3 separate regions of the Homo sapiens genome follow, and all the other regions are linked to region 3. Evidence: chromatin loops called from intact Hi-C (ENCODE). Cell type or tissue: breast epithelium. All regions are shown on one strand. Region 1 overlaps LINC01229 (long intergenic non-protein coding RNA 1229). Region 2 overlaps CMIP (c-Maf inducing protein). Region 3 overlaps CMIP (c-Maf inducing protein).

Evidence for each region. Hi-C counts contacts between places; a loop is a spot of excess contacts. Peaks named below come from ENCODE experiments on the same cell type or tissue, not always from the same donor. Only the 100,000 strongest peaks of a DNase experiment are listed, where the experiment ranks them.
Region 1: it touches region 3 in a loop (15-fold over the local background); 1 of 110 quality-filtered maps calls a loop at or near these places.
Region 2: it touches region 3 in a loop (6-fold over the local background); 1 of 110 quality-filtered maps calls a loop at or near these places.

The regions. Positions count from the first base shown.
Region 1 is chr16:79,774,801-79,778,800 of GRCh38, forward strand. All of the region lies in intron 1 of LINC01229 (long intergenic non-protein coding RNA 1229), which reads left to right. Among named protein-coding and RNA genes, the nearest start is that of MAFTRR, 6.3 kb to the left of the region's middle. In breast epithelium, a CTCF peak has its summit at 1,910; DNase peaks (open chromatin) are centred at 731 and 1,891; H3K4me3 peaks cover 347 bases; H3K27ac peaks cover 2,245 bases.
Region 2 is chr16:81,556,891-81,560,890 of GRCh38, forward strand. All of the region lies in intron 1 of CMIP (c-Maf inducing protein), which reads left to right. Among named protein-coding and RNA genes, the nearest start is that of MIR7854, 25 kb to the left of the region's middle. RefSeq lists a silencer at 1,954-2,248. In breast epithelium, a CTCF peak has its summit at 2,075; a DNase peak (open chromatin) is centred at 2,151; H3K27ac peaks cover 1,368 bases.
Region 3 is chr16:81,653,586-81,657,585 of GRCh38, forward strand. All of the region lies in intron 4 of CMIP (c-Maf inducing protein), which reads left to right. Among named protein-coding and RNA genes, the nearest start is that of MIR6504, 44 kb to the left of the region's middle. RefSeq lists an enhancer at 1-570. In breast epithelium, no CTCF peak of the experiment used is centred here; a DNase peak (open chromatin) is centred at 2,044; H3K27ac peaks cover 741 bases.

The DNA.
Region 1 (4,000 bases), 1.9 Mb before region 3:
AGTTTAATATTCCAGTTCATACATACAAGTGTCCAGTTCATACTAAGACAATTTTTTTTTTCGAGATGGAGTTTTGCTCTTGCTGTCCAGGCTAGAGTGCAGTGGTGCCATCTCGGCTCACTGCAACCTCCTCCTCCTGGGTTCAAGCGATTCTTAGGCCTCAGTCTCCTGAGTAGCTGGGATTACCAGGAGCCTGCCATCACACCTGGCTAATTTTTGTATTTTTAGTAGAGACGGGATTTCACCATGTTGAACAAGCTGGTCTCAAACTCCTGACCTCGGGTAATCCAGCCACCTTGGCCTCCCAAAGTGTCGGGAATACTGGTGTGAGTCACTGTGTCCGGCCATACTAAGACACTTTCAACCTTAGCATGTCCAGTGCTCAAATCCTGTCTGATGGTGCTTTTATACTGGGCTTGGAAGAAGCATTGGATAGCAGGAGGTATATAATCTAAGTGATAATTTTTATTTGCATTTGTAAGAGATTGCTCGGCTTAATTTTTATATTCCCGTGATTTAGTGGAGGAAAAGGAGAAGAAGGCAAAAACTAAGCCTTTTGTTGAACTCCAATAAGGCCTCTTCCATCCCTGCTGTCTGGAATAGCTTGGGATGGGGCATGTGTTCTGTTCCAGGTAGAGTGTGGCGTTTTCTTTTATGTAAGTGTCTCGTAGGGACAGATCTGCCTGCTTTGCATCTTGGAAGGATAAGCAGGTATGAACAAGCCTGGTGGCCCCAGGACGTGGCAAGGTGTGCATACCTACATGACACTGAATGTCCTCAGCAAACCTGGGTGTTTTTGCAATTCCCTGTGTTTTAGAGCCTATGAACTATGTAGGGGTGTCCAATTCAGCAAGCATCGTTCCGGTGCCCGAAAAGATGTTCTGTTTCTAGGAAAAATCTGAAAAGCTCATCATTCAGATTGAGAAGGAGACAGATTGAGAGGGAGTGTCTGTTAGAGGCAGCATTTTAATGTCCACTTGTTTCTACTGGAATCTTTGTGGGAGTTCTGTGTTCCAAAGCCCAATGTGCTGTCTAGGTTATAGGTTAAACTCAGGAGCTATATTTTGTTGTGGATGCATGGACAGGGAGGTGCTAAAAGTCAAACATCATCATATTCAATGATTAGAATTGCATCTCATTCCTCACTGAAACCCCTTCATGGAAGAACATTTGTTCTAACAGTCATTTCTTTAAAAGGAAACATTCTGGTCTTTAAGGAGGTAGGGTATTGGATATATATTTTAAAATTTCCACTAAGGTGCGTTTTCCAAAATTCCTATTTTATATATATGTGTGTATATACTTGTATGTTTGCATATTTATATGCACACATGTGAATATATATCCATATGTACAACATTCATATTTATATATAAATGAATAAATTCAGCCTTTGTTTTTCTCCATATCTGAAATTAAGTAAAGAAGATCTAATTTACAAAATAATATTAATCGTCATAAATTGAGCTTCTGCACCTTGTGATCTTTGCAAATTATCTTTAGATGTTCTAATTTCTTTCTTGTTCCCTCTTTCTCATTAATCTCTTCCCAGCCAGCTCCCTCCATCTCCTCTTCCAACCCTTTCTTGCCTCTCTCTGCCCACACAGACTTGAAGAACCAGTTTCTCTCCTTGCCTTTACTCCAAAATCATAAACTTAAACCAAAACACATGGCCCAGAACAGGGTGCTGTCTTCAGTTTCCTTTTGCCTTCTCCTGATACTTTCTTGTTAGTTTTGGATTCTGCCCTGCAAACCCCAAGAGCACACTTTCTAGGTATGGAGAAAATAGGGTGTTTTTCCCCCCCACCTCAGCAGAATCTTGCTGAGTGTGTGGGATGCACCAACTCAGTGGTGCAAGATTTGATTGGAAGCAGCTGACGAGCCCCAGCCATCTGGTGAGTGTGCTCACCAAACAGCCTGTCCCTTGTGGTTGCTTAAGAAAAACATTTGTAGTCTCTGGGTCACACTGCTTCTCTTTTGTTCTCTTAAATGTTGAATTTAGGCTTGCCTTTATCCCGGAAAGACGGGACAAGGCAAATAGAAAGAGGGCTGCAAGCTCATGGGAGAGACTCCAGGTCTGTGCACCACTGCGACCTCATATCTAAACATTGACCTTCTAGACCCTTCCCTTTAGTGCACATGGGGATTTATAATCCCGTCCTGCCCTTCACAGATCATTGTCTTGGGGTCTTTTATAAGGCAGAGCTTTGGTGTTACCTTGTATTAGGGCCACCTCCCTGTTCTTTTTCAGGAGACTTTAAGCTCCCTGAAGCGAGGCACTTGCTCTGATCAGAGACTGACACAGGGTTACCAGTTAATACATATTTTTAGGATACTTCAATGCATAAGTGAGTGTTGCCTCTTTTCTCAGCCTCTCCAACCTACTTAGAAATGGAGAAGGGAGGTTTGACCAAAGGACACAGACTTGATTTTGGAAGTCATGGATTCACTATGTCCCCAGCATTGTCCTTAAAGGACCGCCTTCCTCAGAAGGTACCAAGATTTGCTCTGGGGACTTCCAATGTCAAAGGTACCCTTAGGTTACGGATGCTCCTACTGGCCAGATGGGCTCCAGTCTCAGGGAGTGAATGAACATGCAAAAGAACTCTCCTCCTGAACATTTGGCTGGCTGGGGCCCCCCTTTAACCTGGTCATGGTAGTGAGAGCTTGGCATGTGGGCAGTAAGGCAGGCCTCTGTTTGCTATACGCATTCTTGAAGTTTATTAAAAATTTATTTTTATATTTTTTATTAATAAACTAAGAACAGTTTTAGATTTACCGAAAAATTGGGCAGATAGTAGTGAGTTCTCATATTACCTGTTTCCCTCCCCCTGCACACAGTTTTCATTATTAATATATTAGTGTGGCGCATCTGTTACAATCAGCAAACTGATATCAATACATTGTTATTAACTAAAGTCCCTAATTTATTCAGATTTCCATGTTTTTTCCCCTAATATCCTTTCTCTATTCCAGGATCCAATCCAATATTCTACATTCCAGTTAGTTGCTGTATCTCCTTAGACTACTATGAGCTGGGACAGGTTCTCAGACTTTCCTTGCTTTTGATGACATTGACAGTTTTGAGACATACTGGCCAGTTATTTTCTAAATGTCCCACCACTGGAATTTTTTCTGATGACTTTCTCATGATTGAACTGCATTTAAGGGATCTTGGGAGAAAGACTCCAGAGGTAAAATGCCCTTCTCATCACACCACATCAAGGGCACATACTATCAACATGATTTGAAATTGTTGCCATTGACCTGGATTACCTGGCTGAAGTATTGTTTGCCAGGTTTTCCCACTGTACAGTAACTCATGTCCCCTACCTTCTATACTGTACTCTTTGGAAGAGAGTCACTATAGCATATGGATTTTTGTTCTCCACTGTGAGTACCATGATGTCATTTCTCGAGGGTGTGTATTGCAATAGTTTTATGTGGTCTTATATATGTACATCTCCCTATACAGAGAATGGATTCTCTACGTGTTTTTGATATTAGGTTGGTGCAAAAGTAATTGCAGTTTTTTGCCATTAAAAGCAATGCTTTGCACATTTTATAAAATACAGAGTTATGAGCAAGATTAGTTGTGTGGGTATGCGTGCATTTGTGTGTGTGTGTGTACGTATGTGTGTATTGTGAGGTCAAAATTACATGCAAAACTTAATAGATTTATTTCTGTTACATTTTAAGAAAAAAAGATATGGTTACCCTGTATGTACCTATTTCTTTTAGAGTATATTTAGCTAAGAAAAAGATGGCTAAGTTGACAAGAGTGATGTAATAATAATAGCAACCTCTGACATTTATCAGGTGCTTAGTAGGACCAGTCCTGCGCCAAAGATTTTACATGCGTCTTATTTGATCTTATTTCAACCTTTGAGATAGCTGAGTGGCTTTGGATCATCCACTTAAATGCCCTATTCTTCCATTTCCTCATCAATTATATGGAAACTAGAGAAATATCTACCTTATGAAATTTTTATGTGGAATG
Region 2 (4,000 bases), 97 kb before region 3:
GGAAAGCGTAAACTGTCCCAGACCAGGGAGGCCAAGGAGGCGCGATGACTCAATGTCATGTGGTGCCCTGGATGGGATCCAGGGACGGGAAAAGGACACTTGGGAAAAACTGGTGAAGTTCACGCAAAGTGTCCGGGTTAGTTCAGCATCAGAGACCAATGATGGTTTCTTGCTTGTGACGAAAATGTTCCATGGTCTGAAAGGTGTCAACACCAAGGGAAGCTGGGTGAGAGGGCTACCAGAATCCTCTCTACTGTCTTTTCAGCTTTTCGGTAAATCCAAAAGTACTTTCAAATGAAAAGTTTAATTTAAAAATGAGAAGCCACCTCCCCCACGAGATCATGAAGCTCCATGAAGGCCAAGGCCATGTCAATGCCAAATGCATGTTGGTTGAATTCACTCGTGTTGGTTGAATTTACTGATGTTGGTTGAATTTACTGATGTTGGTTGAATTTACTGATGTTGGTTGAATTCACTCATGTTGGTTGAATTCACTTATTACTGTGTACTTACCATCTTGTTGGCAGCCTCTTCGTTCTTTTTTTCTAATTGACAAACAATAGTTGTATGTATTACATATTTATGGAGTATAATGTGATAATTTAATATATGTTTATAATGTGGAATAATTGATTAAATCATGCTAACAAATCCAAAAATAAAATAAAAATAAATAAAAATGGGAGGACTAGGCAGCACAGTGAGACCTCGTTTCTACAGAAAAAATGTTTTTAATTAGCCAGGCATGGTGGTGCACATCTGTGGTCCCCGCTACTCAGGAGGCCAAGGTGGGAGGATCGCCTAGTTCAAGGCTACAATGAGCTATGATGTTGCTACTCCACTCCAGCCTGGTTGACAGATCAAGAACCTGTCTCAAAAAACAAGACAATTGTGGTGAAATACACATAACATCAAATTCACCAAATCGGAGGTGTTTTTAACATACAGTTCGGTGGCATTAAGTACATTCCCATTGTGCAACCATCACTACCCTCCATCTTCAGAACTCTTTTCATCTTATCAGACAGAGACTCTGTCCCTGTTAAACACTAACTCCCCATTCCCCTCCCCGAGCCCCTGACACCTACCATTCTATGCTCTGTCTCTACGAATTTGACTGCTCTAAGTACTTCTTGTAAATGCAGTCACGCAATATTTATCCTTTGTGGTTGGCTTATTTCACTAGGCGTCATGTTCTTAAGATTCTTTCATATTGTAGCATGTGTCAGAATTTCTTTCTCTTTTATGGCAATATTCCATTGTCTGTGTATGCTGCACCATGCTTCTCCATCCGTCCGTCCATCAGAGGACACGAGGTTGCTTCCACCTCTCGGCCGTTAGAGATAGTGCTGCGGTGAATGCAGGCCGTGCTTCTCCATCCCTCCATCAGCAGACACGAGGCTGCTTCCGCCTCTCGGCCGTTACAGATAGTGCTGCAGTGAACGTAGGTTTACAGGTATCACACACAGACCAAGCTTCCCATTCTTTTGGGTCTGTACCTGGAAATGGAACGTCTGGATGATACAGCTCTTCTCCGGTTAAGTTTTTGGGGACCTGCCAGATTATTTTCCATAGTGGCTGCCACATTTTACATTTCCACTAACAGCATGTAGAGACCAGGGATACTGCTCAGTGCCCTGCCACACACAGGACACCGCAGAGATGACCTAGCCCCAAATGTCAACAGTGCCCAGGTGGAGACAGCCTGGCTTGGAGTGAGCAAGGGGCAGAAGGAAAGACAGGAGGCGTGGGGAGGAGGCAGGCCAGCCAGGCAGGCTGCTGGGAAAGTTGTCCTGAGCACATCTTGGAATGAACACAGCTGCGGCAGCTGTGAGTATTTGCTGCTTGGCACCCCAGGAAGCTTTTCTTGGATTGTCTCATTTCAGTCCCCAATGCCAGGAGCTTGGCATAAAATGTGTTGAGAGTGGCTGCGCACAGTAGGCCCACTGTTCCTCCCGCCTGCAGCCATCCTGACTTTGTTCCCTTCAGCGTCACCTCCCCAACCCCGCCACCAGGTACTTTGTCCTTTGAAAGCAAGGTGCAAACACTGGCAGGCGAGCCCAGTAGATAAGATGTCTGAGTAAACACCCAGCCCTCTCCTTGTGGGATCCGCATTACCCCGTGTTTGTGAATGATCGGGGTTACCTGGCAACCAGGCCTGGGCGCCCCTCCTGCCGCCCAGAGCCACCAGGACTTCCTTCTTCTGTGTGCGGCTTCCAGCTTGTTGGCCTCCACAGGCCGGGCATGCTGGGCAGAAGAAGAGGGTGGCGCTTTTTGTTTTTATTTAAAAGGGAACACCAAGCCTGGCTGAGCAAACCAGACAGTTTGATATCAGACCCCGAACATGGCCTAGGTGGGCTTGGGGTAAGAGTGACCCCCAAGAGTGGGGTGAAGGTGAACATTTATTATGACACCAGCATCAGTGGTCACTTATTTCATGCTGGGCCAGCCTCATGATTCTTTTGTGCCTCTTTATTGAAAGCCTCTTGTGTTTCTGGAGCTGTTCTAGGTGCAGGAGATAGAGCAACGACCACAGTAGTTAAAATCTGTTTTCATATTCCTAAGTTCAGGTAAGGACAGAGAAGATAAACATGTAAACAGATAACAGCCATGCACTGCATAGTGACGTGGTCGGTGTGTGATGGTGGTCCCATAAGATCATAATGGAGCTGAAAAATTCCTGTCACCTACTCATGCCATAGCTGTAGAGATGTCATAGTGCAATGCATTGCTCAGGTGTTGGTGGTGGTGCTGGTGTAAACCTCTCGCACTGCCAGTCGTGCAAAAGCACAGCACCTACAGTATGCACAGTGCATAAGACTTGATGGTAAACAACTAAGTTACTGGCTTGTGCATTCGCTCTACTGTACATTTTATTGTTATTTTGTGGTATACTCCTTCTAGTTATAAAAAAATGAGCCATAAAACAGCCTCAGGCAAGTCTTTCAAGAGGTATACAGAGAAAGGCATTGTGGGGCTGGGCGTGGTGGCTCATGCCTGTAATCCCAGCACTTTGGGAGGCTGAGGCAGGTAGATCATCTGAGGTCAGGAGTTCGAGACCAGCCCGGCCAACGTGTTGAATCGCCATGTCTACCAAAAATACAAAAATTAGCGGGGCATAGTGGTGTGCACCTGTAATCCCAGCTACTCAGGAGCCTGAGGAAGGAGAATCGCTTCAACTGGGGAGGCAGAGGTTGCAGGGGCCCTGTCTGCGTCACTGCACTCCAGCCTGGGCGACAGAGCGAGACTCTGTCTTAAAAAAAAAAAAAAAGAAAAAGAAAAAAAGTTGTGTGTTTTTTTGGTTTTGTTTTGTTTTGTTTTTGTTTTGTTTTGTTTTTTTTTTTTTGAGACAGAGTCTCGCTCCGTCGCCCAGGCTGGAGTGCAGTGGCGCAATCTCGGCTCGCTGCAAGCTCCGCCTCCCGGGTTCACGCCATTCTCCTGCCTCAGCCTCCCCAGTAGCTGGGACTACAGGCTCCCGCCACTATTCCTGGCTCATTTTTTGTATTTTTCATAGAGATGGGGTTTCACCGTGTTAGCCAGGATGGTCTTGATCTCCTGACCTCGTGATCCGCCCGCCTCGGCCTCCCAAAGTGCTGGGATTACAGGCGTGAGCCACTGCGCCCAGCCAGAAAAACAATTTTTTACAAATGTAGTGTAGCCTAAGTGTACAGTGTTTATGAAGTCTGCAGTAGTGTACGGCAATGTCTCAGGCCTTCACATTCACTCACCGCTCACTCACTCACCCACCCAGAACAGCTTCCAGTCCTGTAAGCTCCATTCATGGTAAATGCTCTGTACAGGTAAATCGTTTTTATCATTTATGCCATATTTTCACTGTACCTTTTCTGTGTTTAAATATGTTTAGGTACACAAATATTTACCACTGTGCTACAGCTACCTACAGTATTCAGGACAATAACATTCTGTACAGGTTTGTAGCCCAGCCATAGGTGTGTAGTAGGCCGTATACCATGTAGGTTTGTGTAAATACACTCTATGA
Region 3 (4,000 bases):
GGTGCAGACTTCTCATCTGGAGAAGGGGTCCCTGCTCACCTGTAGTAAGCCAGGCAGGTGCCAGGTGCCACCCAATCTGGAGTGCAGTGGCGTGACGGCTCACTGCAACCTCCGCCTCCTGGGTTCAAGCCGTTCTCCTGCCACAGCCTCCCAAGTAGCTGAGATTACAGGCGTGCGCCACCATGCCCAGCTAATTTTTGTATTTTTAGTAGAGACAAGGTTTCACCGTGTTGGCCAGGCTGGTCTTGAACTCCTGACTTCAAATGGTCCATCTGCCTTGGCCTCCCAAAGTGAGACAGCCTCTCTTTTAAAACTCACATTCTCTCTGAAAGATGGGCCTTTCTGTCTTCACTTCACAGATGAGGAAATTGAGGCCCAGTGATACTGAGTGACCTGCCCAACTCACGTGGCAAGTTTGTAATGGAGCTAGAAGTTCCACCTTAGAGTTGCCAAGCGCTTTTGAGACCAACTTGGCCACCACTTCAGCGCCACCAGGCTCAACCACCACCACACCCTTATTAAATCAGGGCAGTGCTGAGGGCAGCAGACGTGCCCCATTGCCGGCCTCGGGCAAGATTTTTTTTCCCCTCTCAGATGTGCTTCAGGTGACCGCATGACTGTTGGCCTTCACATCCCTCCTTGGGCTTTATTATTATTATTATTATTATTAACAATGGGGTCTCACTGTGTTGCCCAGGTTGGTCTCAAACTCCTGGGCTCAAGTGATCCTCCCACCTTGGCCTCCCAAAGTGCTGGGATTATAGGCATGAGCCACCACACCTAGGACCAGACACCTGGCTGAGGGTGCTTCTTGGGCTTTAAAGTAAAAATCTCAAAGGCAGCTGACCCTTAAGTGCTAGGATGGAGGAATAAAGATATTTAAAGTAGGAAAATGGAAGAAGTTTCCATGTGCTTTGAAGCTACTGTGTCAGGCAAGGAGTCAGCATTACTCACCCTACTTTACTGAAGAGAGCTGACATTTAGGGACAGAGCTGGGACTCCAGCCCAGGCTGCCTGACCCGGCATCCACTCATGCATGCTCTGCAGTGGTCAGTTTGATGGCCCTTAGACCTCCCCAGTTTCTCCCAAGGACCCTGCAAGGTAAGTATTAAAATGTATAGAGGAGTAACCAGGGGTGCTGAGAGGTTAAGTAGCTTACACAGGGCCAGTCAGATTAAGTGTTGGGCCAGGACCCTCGCCCGGGTCTGCCCAGTGATGAAGCTTATGCCCCTGCACATAGATGTGAGATAAACCCGGGTTGGTAGAGACTTTCTGGCAAGTATGTAACTATGGAGATGAAGAGTGAGAAACCGTGTTGTAGGGTCGGAAGGACCTTGTCCTGCCCTCAGTAGCTGGGTGGCCTTGGACAAGTTGCTAGGCCTTTCTGTGCCCAGTTGTTTTCTGTAAATTGGGTCTGAGACGAGTACCTATTTCACAGAATTGAAGATGCGATCCTCTCATATGCATAAAGTGCTTGGCACTGTGCCTAACTTGCAAGGGCCTTTGATACATGGCCACATTTTCATTGTCATAGGAGATGTCTGTGGTCTGAACCCCGTAAGCACCTTCAGCCAGGGGTCTGGAGCTAGTAGCTGGAAAAACAAACATCTGCCTTCGACCTCCGTGCCCTGTTTTGGGGCTGGGTTGTTTCTCTGTTCTGTTTGCCCAAGTTGTTTGCAAGGCCTCCTCTGGAGAGGTTCCAGGCATCACCAGACCAACCAGAAGGTGGAAGGATCTGGAGGGAGCAGGCAGAGGGGCATCGTGGAGGGAGCTGCTAAGGACGCAAAACAGTTCCGAGAAAGAACTGTCCGTCCACCAGCAAAGCAAAGCTGGCTGTCCCCACCCTCCCAGGCCTTTGTTGAGTTGCGTGTAAAGTGGCCGCTTAGCTCGAGAGTCAGGTGTTCCCTCTAATGCAGTGGCTATTGGTGGACATGCTCTACCAGGGGTGGAAAATGGCCCTGGGGGAGAGAAGGCTCCCTGTAGAATGCATGGGCTGTCCTGTGACTGGGACAAAGGAAATGATGTCCGTGGTCGCCAAAGCCTTCCTGGAAAGGTGCGTGGGTGGCGGCGAGGGATGGATGTGTCGAGCTGCCCTTGGCAGCCCAAAATAAGGAACTGCTTCTTGGATGGGTGGTGGAGCACTGTAGCTCAGTGGCAGGAAATATAGACTTTAGAGTAAGGACAGACGGGTTCATATCCTCACTGCAGCCCCTATTACCCTGCGCCTGCTAGTCACTGCATCCCGTCAGTCTTAGGCAGCTGATCAGTCAATGGGATAGTAGAGAACCTGTCATAATCAAAAGAAATTGGTGGCATGAGCAAAACAAAGCTCTTACACAGTGCCTGAGGCATAGAGAGCTCAGCAGTCATAAGGAGAGACCAAGGCCAGGCTTCTCCCCGAAGCTGAAAAATGACTGATAGTTAATAATCTACCATAAACAGGCTGCTCAAACTCCACTCATATCCACTAAAGAAAAAAAGCGTGTTCAGATCCAAAAAACATCCTTTCACATGCCTGCATTCTAGGTATCTTGGGTCCAACCTCACCTAGGTCAGGACGTCTCATGGGGACCGGTAGAGACTCATGTTGTTCATTCAGATGCTGACCTGGCTTCACGGCCTCCCGCAGCCCTCGGGAGCCAGCTTATTGGGCAAAAGCAAATTCATAGCTCGCAAGCTTTTCTTTTGCCTTGGCTTCTGTAAACACATTAGATACCCCCATATGCCTTAAGCCTGTCCAGGTGGTGGGAGCCATGGGGCTCTGTCTAGAACCAGAACAATCGATCTTGCCAACACTGTTCAAATGAGAGGTCTCTTTACAAGCAGCCAATGTGGCTCTTTTAGGAAATACGAATTGGCACCACTGTGTGTCCACCAAAACAGACAAGCAAAGCAGAACACACCACGAAACTAGCAAGAAAGAAGGGCGGGCACTTCTGAGTTTTCCTGTGATTCCTTGTTTATGGCACAGCCGTCTCTTTCCTTGTTCAAGTACTCACAGATGGCGGCACAGGTCGAGCATCTCTAATCGTGAAACCTGAAATGCTCCAAAGTCCAAAACTTTCTTTTTTAGAGACAGTCTCGCTCTGTCGCCCAGGCTGGAGTGTGGTGGCACAATCTCAGCTCACTGCAGCCTCCGCCTTTTGGATTCAAATGCTTCTCCTGCCTCAGCCTCCCGAGTAGCGAGTACCATGCCCAGATAATTTTTGTATTTTTTGTAGAGACGGGGTTTCACCATGTTGGCCAGGCTGATCTTGAACCCCTGGCCTCAAGCAATCCACACTCCTCAGCCTCCCAAAGTGCTGGGATTACAGGCATGGGAGCCACCATGCCTGGCCAAAAGTCCGAAACTTTCTGAGCATCAACATGACACTCAAAGGAAACGTTCATTGGAGAGTTTCAGGTTTTGCATTCTCAGACTAGGTTGCTCAACTGGTTAAGTATAATGCAGATATTCCAAAATTTAAAAAAAAAAAATGGAAATCCAAAACACATGTTCCCAAGCATTTTCAGTAAGGGATGTTCAACCTGTAACAGTTACCAATTATTTAAGAAAAGTCCAGATTGGGAAGGAAACAGGACCCCTAAAATTTCAGCAAATGTAATCCATTCAACCTAATTATGTTTTTGCAAGTCAGTTGCTAGAATTTGAATTCAGCTAAAACATCTCGGGCCCACTCACGGAACTTCATGTTCCTTGGGAACTTAGTTTGAGAAGCACTGAAATCATATACGTGTTACTCCTAAAAGGCTGCCTGGCACAGATTAGGACTCTTGAAAGGTCTGTTTCTTTACATACTTATTATGAACCTGCCTTCTGGCTTCTAAGCAGTTTCACTTTGACGAGGGCCAGATCCTCTCCCAATAGCCTATTGAGGTTACTGGAAGCCCTGTTGACCGAAGCAGGAACTGAGTCTCCCCTAGACTCGACTCACTCAAGGTCACATAACTCAAGCCCCGAAACAGGGACAAGAACTCAGTTCTCCCTGCCCCAAAACCA